Linked DNA regions of Homo sapiens: region 2 is linked to region 1. The links are chromatin contacts, found by Hi-C or POLR2A ChIA-PET in ENCODE. All regions are on one chromosome and are shown on one strand. Each heading gives the region's core, a stretch centred on a gene start or an enhancer-like site at or near the end of the contact. The rest is flanking DNA. Distances are from core to core; before and after follow the strand shown. Region 1 has its middle 38 kb from the start of PTGFRN. Region 2 overlaps PTGFRN (prostaglandin F2 receptor inhibitor).

Evidence for each region. Hi-C counts contacts between places; a loop is a spot of excess contacts on that map. ChIA-PET counts read pairs that join two places held with the same protein, here RNA polymerase II (POLR2A). Pooled maps may share reads with other maps.
Region 2: a loop to region 1 is called in a map of ovary, with 2.2 times the contacts of the local background. The contact joins two enhancer-like sites. A Hi-C loop is called at or near these places in 13 of 168 maps with a recorded cell type or tissue (CD4-positive, alpha-beta T cell, CD4-positive, alpha-beta memory T cell, CD8-positive, alpha-beta T cell and 7 more), 2 of 37 single-sample maps with no recorded cell type and 19 of 50 pooled maps. POLR2A ChIA-PET finds 5 or more read pairs at or near these places in 12 of 52 experiments (CD4-positive, alpha-beta T cell, CD4-positive, alpha-beta memory T cell, GM12878 and 9 more).

Annotation. Positions count from the first base shown.
Region 1 is chr1:116,868,621-116,875,951 of GRCh38, forward strand. No RefSeq gene overlaps it. Among named protein-coding and RNA genes, the nearest start is that of PTGFRN, 38 kb to the right of the region's middle. RefSeq lists an enhancer at 2,407-2,701. Within about 2 kb of position 3,296, at least 2 of the 41 ENCODE cell types and tissues checked have a DNase peak (open chromatin) inside an H3K27ac peak, as active enhancers do.
Region 2 is chr1:116,917,539-116,924,869 of GRCh38, forward strand. The region is part of intron 1 of PTGFRN (prostaglandin F2 receptor inhibitor); the gene reads left to right. Among named protein-coding and RNA genes, the nearest start is that of PTGFRN, 11 kb to the left of the region's middle. Within about 2 kb of position 2,478, at least 5 of the 41 ENCODE cell types and tissues checked have a DNase peak (open chromatin) inside an H3K27ac peak, as active enhancers do.

The DNA of each region.
Region 1 (7,331 bases), core at 2,046-4,545:
CTTACTCACTATTCGGTATTTACTGGCTAAGACCAACTACAGTATAAGGTCCTCACAACTGAGCATATGAAGAGCACCTTTCCTCAAAGACCCACCATAAGGCAGGTGGAGCATGGGGCTCAGGTATTCCTTCTATTTCCGGACTTGATGATTCTGAATTGTTTCAACTTCCTGAAATTCTTACCTTCCACCAGAAAGGCTCAACCACTTTGAATTTTCTAACCTACCTTTTCTTCTACCAAGGTTCTAAATCATCTTGTGGCTATATTGCTCCTCAGCCCAGATCTCTGCTGTTATGTGTCCATGAGATGCCTAACTCTGCTTGAGAAAGCAACGGAATGAGGGAACCAAAGTGTCCTTCTCCTGAGCAGTCCTAGAGATTGGGTTGTGAGTAGGTCACTAGCATAACTCTGGGGAATGGATCAGTTCTTAGAATGATGCTGCTGCCAAGGCGAGGCATGTTATCCCAAATCTCAGTGGCTGTTACAAGAGGAGGAGACTACCCAACTGCCTTGTTTGGAACATGACCCATGTTGGCCAAGTATCTCTCTGCCCAGTGAGTACACTAAGGTAAGACCAAACAGGACTGGACACTTTGCACTCAAGTTTCCCTGGACCTAAAATAGTAGCTATGGATTTGGAGGGGGAAAGGCTAGCTTTCCCTTTTGGACTTCCTGCAATTACTAACATGGGGGGGTCTTGAATAATGTGCTCTGGGAAATGACTGGGTACATTATATGCATCTCAAACTGGGTAGAGAGGCATCCCAGTTCAATGAAACAGAACAAGATGAAAAGGCTGGGCACGGTGGCTCATGCCTGTAATTTCAGCACTTTCGGAGGCCAAGGCAGGTGGATCACAAGGTCAGGAGTTCAAGAGCAGCCTGGCCAATATGGTGAAACCCCGTCTCTTCTAAAAATACAAAAATACTTGGGAGGCTGAGGCAAGAGAATCACTTGAACCCGGGGGGCAGAGGTTGCAGTGAGCCGAAATCTCGCCACTGCACTTCAGCCTGGGCGACAGAGTGAGACTCCATCTTAAAAAAAAGAAAAAGAAAAAGAAGGAGATGAAAAGGAAGGAGAAGAGGAGGAGGAGGAAGGAGGAAGAGGAGGAGGAGAAGGAGGAGGAGGAGGAGGGGGAGGAGGAGAAGAAGAAAGGAAAGAAAGAAGGAAAGAGAAGGAATGGCACAGATTAGACAATGAAGAACAAACCCCGGCTATTCTGCCTCAGACTGCCCCTTCTGCTGCATTCTCCGACTCAGTTAATGTGATCTTCATTTTCTAGTTTCTCAGATCTTTATTTTTTACTTCTTTCTCTCACAACCCAAATTTAATCTATTATCAACTACACTTTCTCTCTCTTTTTTTTTTTTTTTTTTTTTTTTTTTTTGACAGAGTCTCTCTCTGTTCACCAATCTGGAGTGTAGTGGCTCAACCTCAGCTCAATGCAACCTCTGCCTCCTGGGTTCAAGCAATTCTCTTATCAAGCCTCCTGTGTAGCTGGGACTACTGGCATGCACCACCATGCCTGGTTAATTTTTGTATTTTTAATAGAGACGGAGTTTCGCTATGTTGGCCAGGCTGATCTCAAACTCCTGAGCTCAAGTGATCTGCCTGCCTTGGCTTCCCAAAGTGCTGGGATTACAGGTGTGAGCCACTGCGCCCAGACATTTATCAATCATACTTTCAAAATAAACCTAGAATGTACCCTTTCCCTCACCATTTACCCCTGCCACCCCCCGATCGCAGTCACCATCGTCTCTCTCCTGCATGATCACAAACGCTGCTAATGGGCCTGTTTCTGCCCTGGCTTTCTCTTGTTTCAACAGAACAACCAGAGTGATCTTGTTAAATCATGAGCCAAATGACATCACTCCTCAGCTCAAAGTCTTCCAGAGGCTCTCATCGGGAATGAAGGCCAAAGTCCTTCCTCTGTCCTGCGGGACCCTACTGATCTGCACCCCTTGCCTCTTCAACCTCATTGCCAACTACCTCCCCCTTGTTCATTCTGCCCTATCTACGCTGGCCTCTGTGCTGTTCCTTGACTATATACCAGACAGATGCCCACACCAGGAACTTTGCAGTTACTATTTGCTCCCCCAAGACACTCTTCCCCCAGATAACCATATGCCTGATTCCCCACTTCTCTTAGTTCTGTACTCAAAAGTCATCTTCTGAGTGAGTCCTTTCCTGGCTACCTAACCAAAACATCTCCACCATCTCCATGCTTCATATTCCCTTTCTTTGTTTTTTTTCTTCTTGGCTTTTATTACCCTTTGTATATTTATCTTTTTTATTGACTATCTCTCATTAGCATATGGGTATATGAGGGCACAGATTTTTGTTTTGTTTACTCTCCAGGTTCTAGAACAGTGCCTGGTTCATAGTAAATGCTCATTTCAATGATCTATTGCTGCATCATAAGCCATCCTAAAATACAGGGACTTGAAACAACAGTTTATTAGAATCTCACAATCTCATAGGCTGACTGGGCTCAACTGGGTGGTTCTTCCTTGGGAATCTCTCATGTGGTTGGAGTCAAATGGCAGCTGGGACGGGAGTCATCTGATAGACTTGGCTGACACAGGATGCTGGCTACTGGCCAGGAGTTCAGCTCCGCCCACTGTCTGGAGTGCCTACATGTGACCCCTCCAAGTTCACTGGGGGCACCAACTTTTTTCTTTTTCTTTTTTTTTTTCTGAGACAGAGTCTCTTTCCATCACCAGGCTGGAGTGCAGTGGCATGATCTCGGTTCACTGCAACTTCCACCTCCCAGGTTCAAGCGAGTCTCCTGCCTCAGCCTCCCGAGTAGCTGGGATTACAGGCACTCGCCACGACATCCGGCTAATTTTTTGTATTTTTAGTAGAGATGGGGTTTCACTACGTTGGCCAGTCTGGTCTCAAACCCCTGACCTCATGATCCACCCACCTCAGCCTCCCAAAGTGCTGGGATTACAGGCGTGAGCCATGGCGCCTGGCGAGGCACCATCTTTAAAGATTAACTACCAGGGTATTCAGTGAATACTTGTGGGATGAAGGAAGGCAGAAAGGGAGGGGAGATGGTGGGAGGGAAGTAACTGGAAAATTTACAAAAAAGAAAATGAGGAAGGAAAGGAGACAGCAGAAAAGGAAGGAGAAAAGGAGATGTGGATTTCTGAATATGATGACAGTATTATAGCCCGGGAATAAAATCCATCCTTTCCTGCCTGACCCTTCTTTCCCATCTCCCTCAAGTTGCATAATAACCTGCTTGGAAGCAGAAATTCAACTAACGCCACATATCAGAACTGGAGCGCTCTTGGCAGAATCTTCTACAATTTATACCCCAAGTTCAAATTTAAGCCAAGGCATATTTCCAAGGAAAGAACAACACAGTACTTTATCTTGATGTTGCTCCTCACCCTTGGTGATTTCAAAGCAGGTTTATAAACAAGCGCTGTCATTGTGCAAGAGAGGAAATGGAAGGGAACTAGTAATATTTAGGTAACCAATAACAAAATCTTTGAGTCAATATTATAGTGAAATGATTAAGTAATTACGTGGAATCAGAGGCAGACTACAACTGCATCAAATTAATAAAGTAGAATTTGGAAGAAATAAGATATAAAAATTTCCACATAAAAACTGAAGTCAATTGAGGCTGTAAGGAGCTAGAAATTAAAAATAGATTTATACCAAACTAGGTAGAACAAAATTGAAACAGTTGTTGAGATATTAAAAATGGATTTGCTTTTAAAACCGTTTGGAATAGTTTAGTCATTTTCCAGAGCCATAGATATTCTGTGCCAGTTGAGCACTTTTTCCCAAACCAACCTGGCAGACGGTTGTCTAATCAGGAAGCTTTGCAGGCAAGTTCCTTGGCTAAAACCCATAGGAATAAATGAATTTGGGTTTCTAAAGTTCCAGTGTCTCAGTACAAAGAGAGATAGGTAACCCTTTTTCCTAGAGATACTGATGATGATATAAATTGTGGTATGACAGAATGCAAATTCCCTAAGCTTGGAATTCTCCTCTAACTGACATGTCACAGAATAAGATGGCATCATGTTTACTTCAATTTGTGGTCTCTCTAAACCACTTTGGTCTTTGGCCCCCAGATCTGCCCATTTCAGGGAAACTGGAGTAACTCAAAAAAGTAACTTGTCATGAATTAGTTAGGATTAGGTTTGGCAGCAGGATATTGAACTCTCCCTACTCCCCAACACCTTCACCTCCCTTAAAAAACAATAACAAAAAAAAAAACCAGTGGCTTAAACAACATGAAAGTTTATTTCTCTTTCATATAAGCCTGAATAGGTAGTCCACAGATGGTAAAGGGCTCCACAGTGCAGGGAATCAGATTTTTTTTATTTTTATTTTTCTGCCTTAACTGCATAATCTCCACTTCCTAAATCATCCTATCGTCCAAAATGAATGCTTGAGCTCCATCCCGCATATCCCATTCCATCCAGGAGAAAGAAGAAAAAGGTAGAGAGCAGGAAAAGCTCCCTGCCTTTAAGAACACTTTCCAGAAGTTGCTCACACTACTTCTACTTACATCTAACTAACCAAACGTTAATCCCATGACCGGGAGAGAATCAAGAAGACTGGGAAGCAGTCCTTCTAGCAGCAGGTGCCTAGCTAAACATTTAAGGTCCTAATACTTTAAAATAGAAGAAAACAAATGTTGTGAGACAATTAAACAGTCTCTCTGCTACAGTTTATCCCTTTGGCCTCCCCAAATATATGGGCATCCCCATGTAGGACACAATCCCTCCTCAAGGGGAAGAAACCCAGGGACTGCCTCCAGATCAAAGTCAAGATCTCTGAGTGAAGTGTAGTCTCCGTCTTCAAATCCAGATATGATGTTCACAATCTTGCAAGCTGTTTTAGTCTGTTCAGGTTGCAATAACAAAATACCTTAGACTGTGTACTTTATAAATAATATAAATTTATTTCTTACAATTCTGGAGGTTAGGAAGTCGAAGATTAAGGCACCAGCAAATTTAGTGTCTGGTGAGGGCTCTCTGCCTCGAAGATGGCACCTATTGCTGAATTGTCACATGGTGGGAGGGCAAAAAAGGGCCAGACTCCCTTCAGGCCCTCTTATAAGGGTACTAATTTCATTCGTGATGTCGTCACCTGCTGAAGACTACCCCCCGACCCCTTACTATGATGACATTGGGGATTAAGTTTCAACATGAATTTTGGAGGAGCCATATTCAAACCATAGCACAAACCATAAACTAAAAGATTAGTTATCTTTCCCATAACCCACTACATATGCAGTGATGTAGTAAGAACAAGAAAACCACAATTAAAACTACCAGTCAGAAAATGTGAAAGTCCCAGAAGTCGATCTATAGTAATTATCAAATCCTGCTGAGCAAGAACAGAGGGGACTCTCTTCTTAAACATCAGGAGTCAGCCGTCCGTCCTGTGGGAGGTGCTTCTGTGTCCATTATTCCCCATGGTTATGTCTGAGGCAGGAAGTGATGAGTTTGCCCTTTGGGGTGGGAGGACTGCTGCACAGCTTTCATAGCCTGTTTCTTGTTAATACATAGTTGGAGGCACAAAGGTTGCTTTAGGCATTGAATAGTCACAGGCTTTGGCAGATTAGGCTTGGATGCTTGGCAGTACAATTCCCTCAAAAACTAAGTAGGCATCTTTTCCATTTGCCTTCCATCAGTTCCATGTGCGAGTAACAATAGCCAAATATCTTGTCTAAAAATGGTTTTTAAACTGAAAGACTCAGATCTTTCAGACCTTTGTCCTCTGCCCACCCTTTGCCCCAGTTTAATGGCAGCTAGTTGAGTTTTGGAAGGAAAGCAACAGCTTTAATTGGATAGTAACAGCTAAGTTGTCACCCATTGTCTAGCAGACAGTTTTTAATAGCATTTTATTTTTATTATTAATTTTTTTTTTTGAGATGGGGTCTGTCTCTGTCGCCCAGGCTGGAGTGCAATGGCACGATCTCAGCTCACTGCAACCTCCACCTCCCAGGATCAAGCCATTCTCCTGCCTCAGCCTCCCAAGTAGCTAGGACTACAGGCATGCGCCACCATGCCTGGCTAATTGTTGTATTTTTAGTAGAGATGGGGTTTCACTATGTTGGCCAGGCTGGTCTTGAACTCCTGACCTCTTATTTTCTGAGACAGTTTCTCACTGTGTCAGCCAGGCTGGAATGCAGTGGTACAGTCATAGTTTACTATAACCTTGAACTCTTGGGCTCAAGCAATCCTCCCACTTCAGCTTCCTGGGTAGCTGGGACTACAGACACACACCACTACATCTGGCTAATTAAAAAAAAATTTTGTAACAGTCTTGCTATGTTGCCCAGCCTAGGTTAGTCAATTTAGATGGCAGGCCAAAGGCAGAGAGCATAGCCTGTACCACTTCCCTAATATCTTAACAATTGGACAGATTTAGCTGTAGTTTTCTACACTTCTGCTGCTCATGGAATTGAGGATTTTGCAACAATAACCACCAGCCCTCAGCCCCACTCTTGGTACTGAAATGAGAAAAGTTCCCTTGCCCCCCTTGCAGGGCGCGCGATGGGGATGTGGCTCGCTTCTTCAGTGAGCGGCTGTTAAACCTCTAGGGGAGCATACAGAGAGGCAAGCTGTGGGGCTCCGACCCCACTGCAGTGTCTAGGGGTGGATGTTTACAGCTCCTGAAGCCCCAGTGGGCGCGTGTTACAGGGTGCTCTTTTAGTTTGGCCGTCTATAGGCAGCTTGTGTTAACCAGCTCAATTAGACCCTCTACCTTGTTGCAAGGACAGAAGGCTTTCTGTATCCCGAGGTTCTTGCCTTGGTGTACTGGCGGGCTTGGAGAATGGGTGCAAGGTTTTTTTATTGAGTGGAAGTAGCTTTCAGCAGATGGGTGAGCCAGAAGGGAAATGGTTTTCCCCTGGAGTCGAGTTGCTTGACGACGGACCAGGCTCTCCTCTAACTGCCCCAAGCCCAACTCCATGACGTTCTGCCGGTTGGTGGCCTGCTGGCGTGCCGGTGCCTGTCGGTGTGTCCCTCTCCACCTCCAGCCACCTGTGTATTCCTCCGCTGATAGGCTCCTCTCGCCGTCCAGCTGCCTGTGTGTCTGCCTGCTAGGGTCTCCGGGGTTTTTATAGGCACAGGATGGGGGTGTGGCAGGCCAGGGTGGTCTTAGGAAATGCAACATTTGGGAAGAAAAACAAAAATGCCTGTCTCACCTAGGTCTGTGTGGGTAGAGCTCTAGCCAGGGACCACGCCCTCCTCTACCCAGCACTTCCCTTCCCCCATTCTATATCATTTAAAGGGACCATGCTTTTCCCTTCCCAGCACTGCTATTGCAGTACAAATTTATGGTTTAGTTAGG
Region 2 (7,331 bases), core at 1,228-3,727, 48 kb after region 1:
TCTGCAGTGATCTCAGACTTTTCAGCCCTAAGAGTAGCCCCAAAGCTTCCCCAGACATGCTAGTTAGAGGTTTTCTATATGTTCCCTTGTTCCCTGTCTCTCTCTTTTTAGGACAGGGTCTCACGCTATCACCCTGGCTGGATTACAGTGGTGCAATCACGGCTCATTGCAGCATGAAACTCCTGGGCTCAAGCAGTCCTCCCACCTCAGCCTCCTGAGTAGCCAGGACTGCACAACCAGGCCTGGTTAATTTTTTATCTTTTTCCTAGAGGCAGGGTCTTGCTATGTTTCTCGGACTGGTCTCAAACTCCTGGCCTCAAGTGATCCTCCTGCCTCAGCCTCCCAAAATATCGTTAGCCACTGCGCCCGGCCTGTATGTTCCCTTTCTTTATCTGCACACATATAAAGTTTCCTCTGTGTCCCTCTGGATGTCTTCTTCTGTGTTGATTGGTGGAATTAACTTACTCTCTGATAGCTTTTAGGTCTTTGGCTGTTAGGCAGAATCTCTAGCACAGGGACTCTTGCATTTTATAATCCATCTTTCTCTTATTCACATTAGCTAAGAAGATTTTAATAGTTTGTATTACAAATAAACCATTACATGTGTGTTTTTAAAATCTACTTCTGTTCTTTATACCCTTCCAGCCTTACTTCATCTCCCAATTAAAAGAGGAAAAAATAGGATTCAGGCTTCAGAATCAGCCTTTCATTTGAATCCTGTCTTCCCTCAGTGTGAACCTTGGACAGGTTTTCTAACCTCTTTGAATCTCACTTTCTGTCTCTGTGAAATGGGAATAATACCTCTCTTGGAGGTTTTTCCATGAAGATTAAAAACAATATATTTAGAAGAATGCAAACATTAGTGTATGTAAGTTCCTAGAACTCTGCTACCCCAACTGTGTTCTGTGGACCACCAGCATTGGCAGCACCTGGGGGAATCTCAGGTCCAAACTTGTGAATCAAAGTTTGTATTTGAACAAGATCCGCAGGGGATTCAAATGCATGCTAAAGTTTAAGAAGCATGTCTGGAGGAGGTTTGGCATACAAATTACTTGGTAGTCTGGGCTTTCTCAGTGGGACTGAGGCAAAGCCATGGTCAGAGTCTGAGCTGGAGGAGAGTGGGCTGGGGCTGGACCCCACGGGAATGTGACAGTCATTCAGTTAGCAGTGAAGGATGGAGGATAGCATAGGTCTGTAGTAAAGGCAGTGGGCCTAGTTTCGTGGCTTTATCCCACCAAGTTTGGCAGCCTAGGAGGGACAGCATCATGTGGTCTCTCCATGGAATGAGAGTGGAAGGATGAGTGATAAAGGAACCGAGGGAACTGATGAGAACATCACAGGAAAGATTAGCCAAGGAGTACACGTGGGATAGGCAGGTGAGTGGGGCTTCCAGGCTTGATGCACCTGCAGAAGGTTTGAGGGCCTGGAGGGCATGATGATGGCATAAAAGCAGATTCTGAGGTGCAAGGGAATGGGTAGTCTAGGAAAGTAGGAGGTGAGGATCAAGAGAGGTAACTTCTGAGTTCAGGGTTTTGGCAGCAGAGATCTAAGGGGAGATAGGCTGGATGGCTAGTAGTGACATAAGCATTTATTCAGAGTTTCTGCCTCTTCCACCATTTTGGCTGGTTGAGCTAATATCTGACTGGGTTGGGCCTGAATGGATTAGGAGAGAGGGGTGTGACTTAGAAGCATTAGCCCTAGGCGTTGTGGGGAAAAGGCAGTAACCTATGACTAAGATGAATTGGGGGTTGGGGACCAGGTGCGATGCAAGAGAAACCAATATGAGGGTTCTTTCCTTCCCAATAAATTCCTGTCTACCTTTTTTGTAGCATTTATTTTGTGCCAGGCACTACGCTTTTCTTTTCTTTTCTTTTTTTTAAAGAGAGGGGGTCTCTGTCACCCAGGCTGGAGTGTAATGTTGCAGTCATAGCCCACTGCAGCCTCAACCTCCCTGGCTGAAGTGATCCTCCCACCTCAGCCTCCCCAGCAGCCGGAACCAGCTAATGCACTTTCCATAGATGAACTTATTTAGGAGGCTTCATAGCCCCATGAGAGTAGGCACTGTTGTTACCCCTGTTTAATAGATGAGCAAACTGAGTCACAGAGGTGAAGTCACTTGCTCAGGGTCACAGTGTAAGTGGCAGACTTGGGATTCAAACCCAGGTAGTCTGGCTCCAGAGTGTGGGTTCATAACCACAGTACACTAGTCTGTCTTTCCATGTTAGTCAAAATATATCTTTGAAAACACTGAAAGGAATTGATATAATTAGCTAAATTGTGATAACATTTGTTTCCTTGTCTTTCAAGACAGGAGGCTTGGATTTTGGCCCTTGTCCTTCTACTCACTAGTTTTGTGACCTTGGACAAGTTGCTGAACAGCTCTCAGCCCCTGTAAAATAAGGGTTGGGCTAGCTGATCCCAAAGGTCTCCCCTTCCATCTCCAGAATTCTTTGAGTTCATGCTGACCCCTGCTGTTGGCCATGTGGCCTCTTGGCCCAGCCCTGGCTTCCTGCCCATCTTCTGAGCACTCCTTATAATCCTGCAGCCTGTGCCTGTTGTCTCTCACCTGGCTGGTGCCTCTTCACAACAGTGGGTTGGTGCCTCTGAGGGCTCTGGAAATTGTTCGGTCCTTGTGTAGGCGACTGCTGCCTGATTGCAGCCCATTTCCTGCACACTAAGGATCTTTCCCTGTGGTTCTCTAGGGTACAGAAGTGTCCCCACCACCAGGCTAACTGGGCTTTCAGGCAGACCCCTGGGGGAAGTCACAGAAACAGTAAAACTAATAAGCCATTTCTAGATGACAGACTGTTTCGTATCATTACCAATTTTCTTTTATGTGTGCAAGTTTTGATTGAGGATATCAGCCATGAGTAAGCTGGGGCTGACTAATCAAGCCTCAGCCCTCACAAATGTGACTTGTGTCTTCTCCCTTCAGCCTAGGAAAGAGCCTGGAAGATGTTCCACAGGTTGCCCTTTTCCCAGTATGCCCCAGACCACAGTGAGAAGAGACACAGACATCTTGAGATGTGTATAAATATTGCTACTACTTTGGCTTTTACACCCTTCCTGAAGGGTAGAAGAGTTGAAATACTTTTGTTTTTTTGAAGCAGGGTCTTGCTCTGTTGCCCAGGCTGGAGTGCAGTGGGGCAATCTTGGCTCATTGCAACCACTGCCTCCCGGGTTCAAGCAATTCTCATGCCTCGGCCACCCAAGTAGCTGAAATTACAGGGATGTGCCACTACACCGGGCTAATTTTTGTATTTCTAGTAGAGACGGGGCTTCACCATGTTGGCTAGGCTGGTCTCGAACTCCTGGCCTCAAGTGATCCACCTGCCTCAGCCTCCCAAAGTGCTGGGATTACAGGTGTGAGCTACCATGTCTAGCCGAAGAGTTGAAATTCTGACATCTCCAACCAATAGACTCAGCTGGCTAAAAAATGTGCCCCTAGTATTTGGGGAATTTCTTCCTTTTCATTGCTTTGGTCTGAACAAGGAAGGTTCAAAATGATGCTGGATAAATACCACCTACTAAAAGGATACATTCTAGAAAGTCTATGTGTTATAGAAGAAACTTATGTGTATGAGCTCAGTCCTTACTGCATCTTGGCTGCTGTCTGGCCCTCCCTGGCTACTTTGAGGTGCTACTGTTGATGCTGCTGCTAAGCCTAGTGATTTCATCTCAGTGGTTTTGGATGCAGATATTTTTGAGGCTTATCCCTTTAGGATGTACTGAGAAGCGAATATTAGCTGATTTGGTGTCTGTCCAGTGTACACTACTTTGCTTATGTTGCAGCGAGGAGTTAAAAAACACACACATTTTTGGTACAACTATTCGTTTTCCCATTTTCTGAAAGCTGGCGCATTGAAACGTTTTCTTATTTATTAGAAGACATTACAGTCCATCATCTTTGATTGAGAAATCCTTACAGTAAGTTCCAAGTTAAGACCATAGTGTGTAACTCACGGCATGACACAGCACAGGGTACTGAGTCACATTAGTCAAAGTAAAAACAGTTATGACCCTTGAAGGAATAAATTATTTGTGTCCAACTTTACTTTTCAATACAGGACATTGCTACTTTGCTTTGTAATCTTTTTTTTTTTTTAGTACTTCCGCAGCATTAAGGGAATATTGACTCTGTTTCTGACATTGTGCAAGATTACAAAGTCCAAAATGGAATGGAACCAGTTATAAGTGAATGGCAGAATGGATCATAGGTGTTTTTTAAAGGCTTGGGTGAATGAGTTATTAGATCACTGTACATATGGGACTGTCACAATTATAGAGATGAAACTGAGGCCAGGGGCTGTTATTATTGAAAAGTTCCATGGAGCAGGTGGGGCTGGAGAGTCGGGAGCCAGGAGCAGGAGGAAATGCATTTCAGGTATGAAAGTGGGCAGTACGGTTTCTCAGAGGTGGGAGTAGATAAATGTGTACAGGTTGGTGTCCCATTTGGGGATTAGCTAACTTCAGCTGGAAAAGTAATAGAGACCTTAGGGGACGTGGATATTAAACTCTGGGGAAGGGAGGTTGGTGGAGAAGAATGTGAGCAAAGTCACCCTGAAAGATGTTGGCAGCATCACCAGCGCCCACAGAGCAGCTAAGAGCCGGCATGTGTGAGGCTGGAGAGGTCCGCTGGAGCTTACAGGAAGCCAGCCTGCTAAATTAAGGTGATAAGTCAGGCCATAATCCTATTTTTGGTTGTTTCTTATAAGAAAAACAACTCACAAAACAATTACTGATGTTCCCCCCAGATAGTTTATCAGAGCATTTCTTCAAAGGACTATGACCTGATAAGAGACACATAAGTTTTAGAGCAATGATGGGAATTTTAGTTGGTTTTCTATGGAAACAAGGTTTATGCAATCATGTGATCTATTCATCGGAGTCCTATTTTCATTACCATTTATCCCACAAACAAGTTTCAGCGGAAACAGTAGTATGAATCCCAGGAAGCCTAGTGTCATACGTGGCTCATAAATAATTGGGGAAGGTACCTTTGTTAGCCCATCTAGGGAGGGCCACAGAGGTAGCAAGGTGGCATATGCTGCCCAGTGGTACCCTCAGGGACCCCACATTCCAGCACCGAGTTAGCTCACACCACAGGCTGAAAGGTAGTTATCATGCAGCAGGATGTGACTTTGGGTCATTAGAAAACAGCAGTGATGAGGCAAGCTCTGCTTTCTGTCCAGTATGTTCATTTAAGGCATTTGGGCCTCAAGACAAAGAAGTGTGAAAACTGAGCACATAATCAAGTGTTGGTGACCCCTCTTGAGGTTTTCCCAAGTACCCCTCCCACCAGTCCTTAGAAACGACTGGAAGATAGATGCACACAACACCTTCTTTGGTTTATATATTTGTCTTGGAATTATTTCCAGTTATTTGATTCTTTGGATTTCAAGTAAAGCCTCATTTCCTCAGTGAAATGAGGACATGTTGGACCCAGGAGCGCTGCCGCCTACAGCATGGGCCAGCCTGCGTCAGCTCTTGGTGATGGGCTGTCACTCAGCCACCTTCCTTGAGAGCACAGCCATCGGTTTGTGATGATCTGTTTATTAGGATGAGCATTTGTGTGTCTCACCCAACCGTAAGCAGCTCGAAAGCAGGATCATGTCTGTTTTTGCTTACCCCAGCATGTAGGAACTTGAATCTTTGAATAATTGAATTAATGTATGTGCTTAGAAAAATGCCTATAAGGTGTGTATATTATATATATTTAAAATTGTGGACGTTAAGTTATAACAGGGGCAGAAGATATCTATGTGTCCTTTTTACTATCTTTCTTATGTGTGCTTATTTATCTTCTTTTGTTTGGAAAGAATTGCGTGTGACTTCATTTCTAAGACAGGTTTTTGTGGTAGAGTAGGAAAAAATGAAATCTATACATGTTAAAGAAGGGGTGAGAAAAGTCTCCATTCTTCTTCCTGTGGATTTTCTCGTTTTTTTCCTTGGCAGCTTGGGTGGAAGACAGATGACTCATGAGTTCTCATTATTGTTTCTCCACTGCCTCCACCCCTTCCCTTTGCAGGATTGATACAACCGTTTCCACCCCAGAATGGCATAGGCTCCCTTCTTGGGCTTCGTCCTGGTTGGTCATAGTCTAGAGAAGCAGACTTCTTCAGTCCCAGTGTATGCGTCGAGTGCCTCGTGGCTGGGTTCATTCAAACCATGGATCATCTGCTTGTCATCACTGTTCTAGGGAGCAGCCCACACTGAGCCACATCTGAGCAAAGGGGCAGTAGTACTGCCGCCTGTAGCGTGGGCCTGGTCTCACTGGGTAGTTAATAACCACTATTTATTATCTGCCCCATGTCGAGCATTATTCTGGATCTGGGGGCACCTAAAAACATAGATCGACACAGTCCTTTGACTCCTCCAGCAACCAGTCTAAATGTGGAGGATGACACACACACAGGAAGAGAGGTGGCATGGACGAAGTGTCATCCAAGGATTGTTAAACGAAAGGGGAAACAAACTGAACATTAAAGAAAAGGGAGAGCATTCTGGGAGTACTTTAGGCAGAGGTGTTTTTGCAGAAAAGGTAAGTATGATCCCCTGTACCTGTTTATATCACTACCTATGTCTCGTCTCTACCTGTGCATGTATTTTTTTTTTTTTTTTTTTTTTGAGACGGAGTCTCACTCTTTTGCCTAGACTGGAGTGCAGTGGCACAGTCTCGGCTCATTGCAACCTCCGCCTCCCAGGTTCAAGCAGTTCTCTGCCTCAGCCTGCCGAGTAGCTGGGATTACAGGCGCCTGCCACCACACCCGGCTAATTTTTGTATTTCTAGTAGAGATGGGGTTTCAGCATCTTGGCCAGGCTGGTCTTGAACTCCTGACCTCGTGATCTACCTGCCTCAGCCTCCCAAAGGGCTGGGATTACAGGCGTGAGCCACCACACCCAACCTGCATGTAGTTTTAAAGGCATTAGTGCCATGTCTGGATTGGGGACTTTTGTAAGGATCCAGAGCACCCAGATAGTTGGTTTTTACTAGCCCCAAAGAAGAGTGTAAGTAAAATTGATGAGGTGAGTTTTGGGGTTTAGAATCCTGAGATTGTGTCACTTCCCAAGGTGCTGAGAACTGGTCCCTTGATTGACGCTGTGTGTCACAGTTGCCCCAGCCACATGCTCTGCGCTTTCTGTATTGAGCCTGGTGAAGGGCTATTTTTGAAAATTCACTGATGAAGGGCTGTTTCTGAAATTAATGAGATTATGTACTTTTTGTTAAGCCCCTGGATGACGATCCAAAGATCAATTCTGGCCCTAACATTCCAGAAGCTCATTGAGATAGGAGTGATCACAGTCACTGCATCAGCAGGCATGCTGCTGGG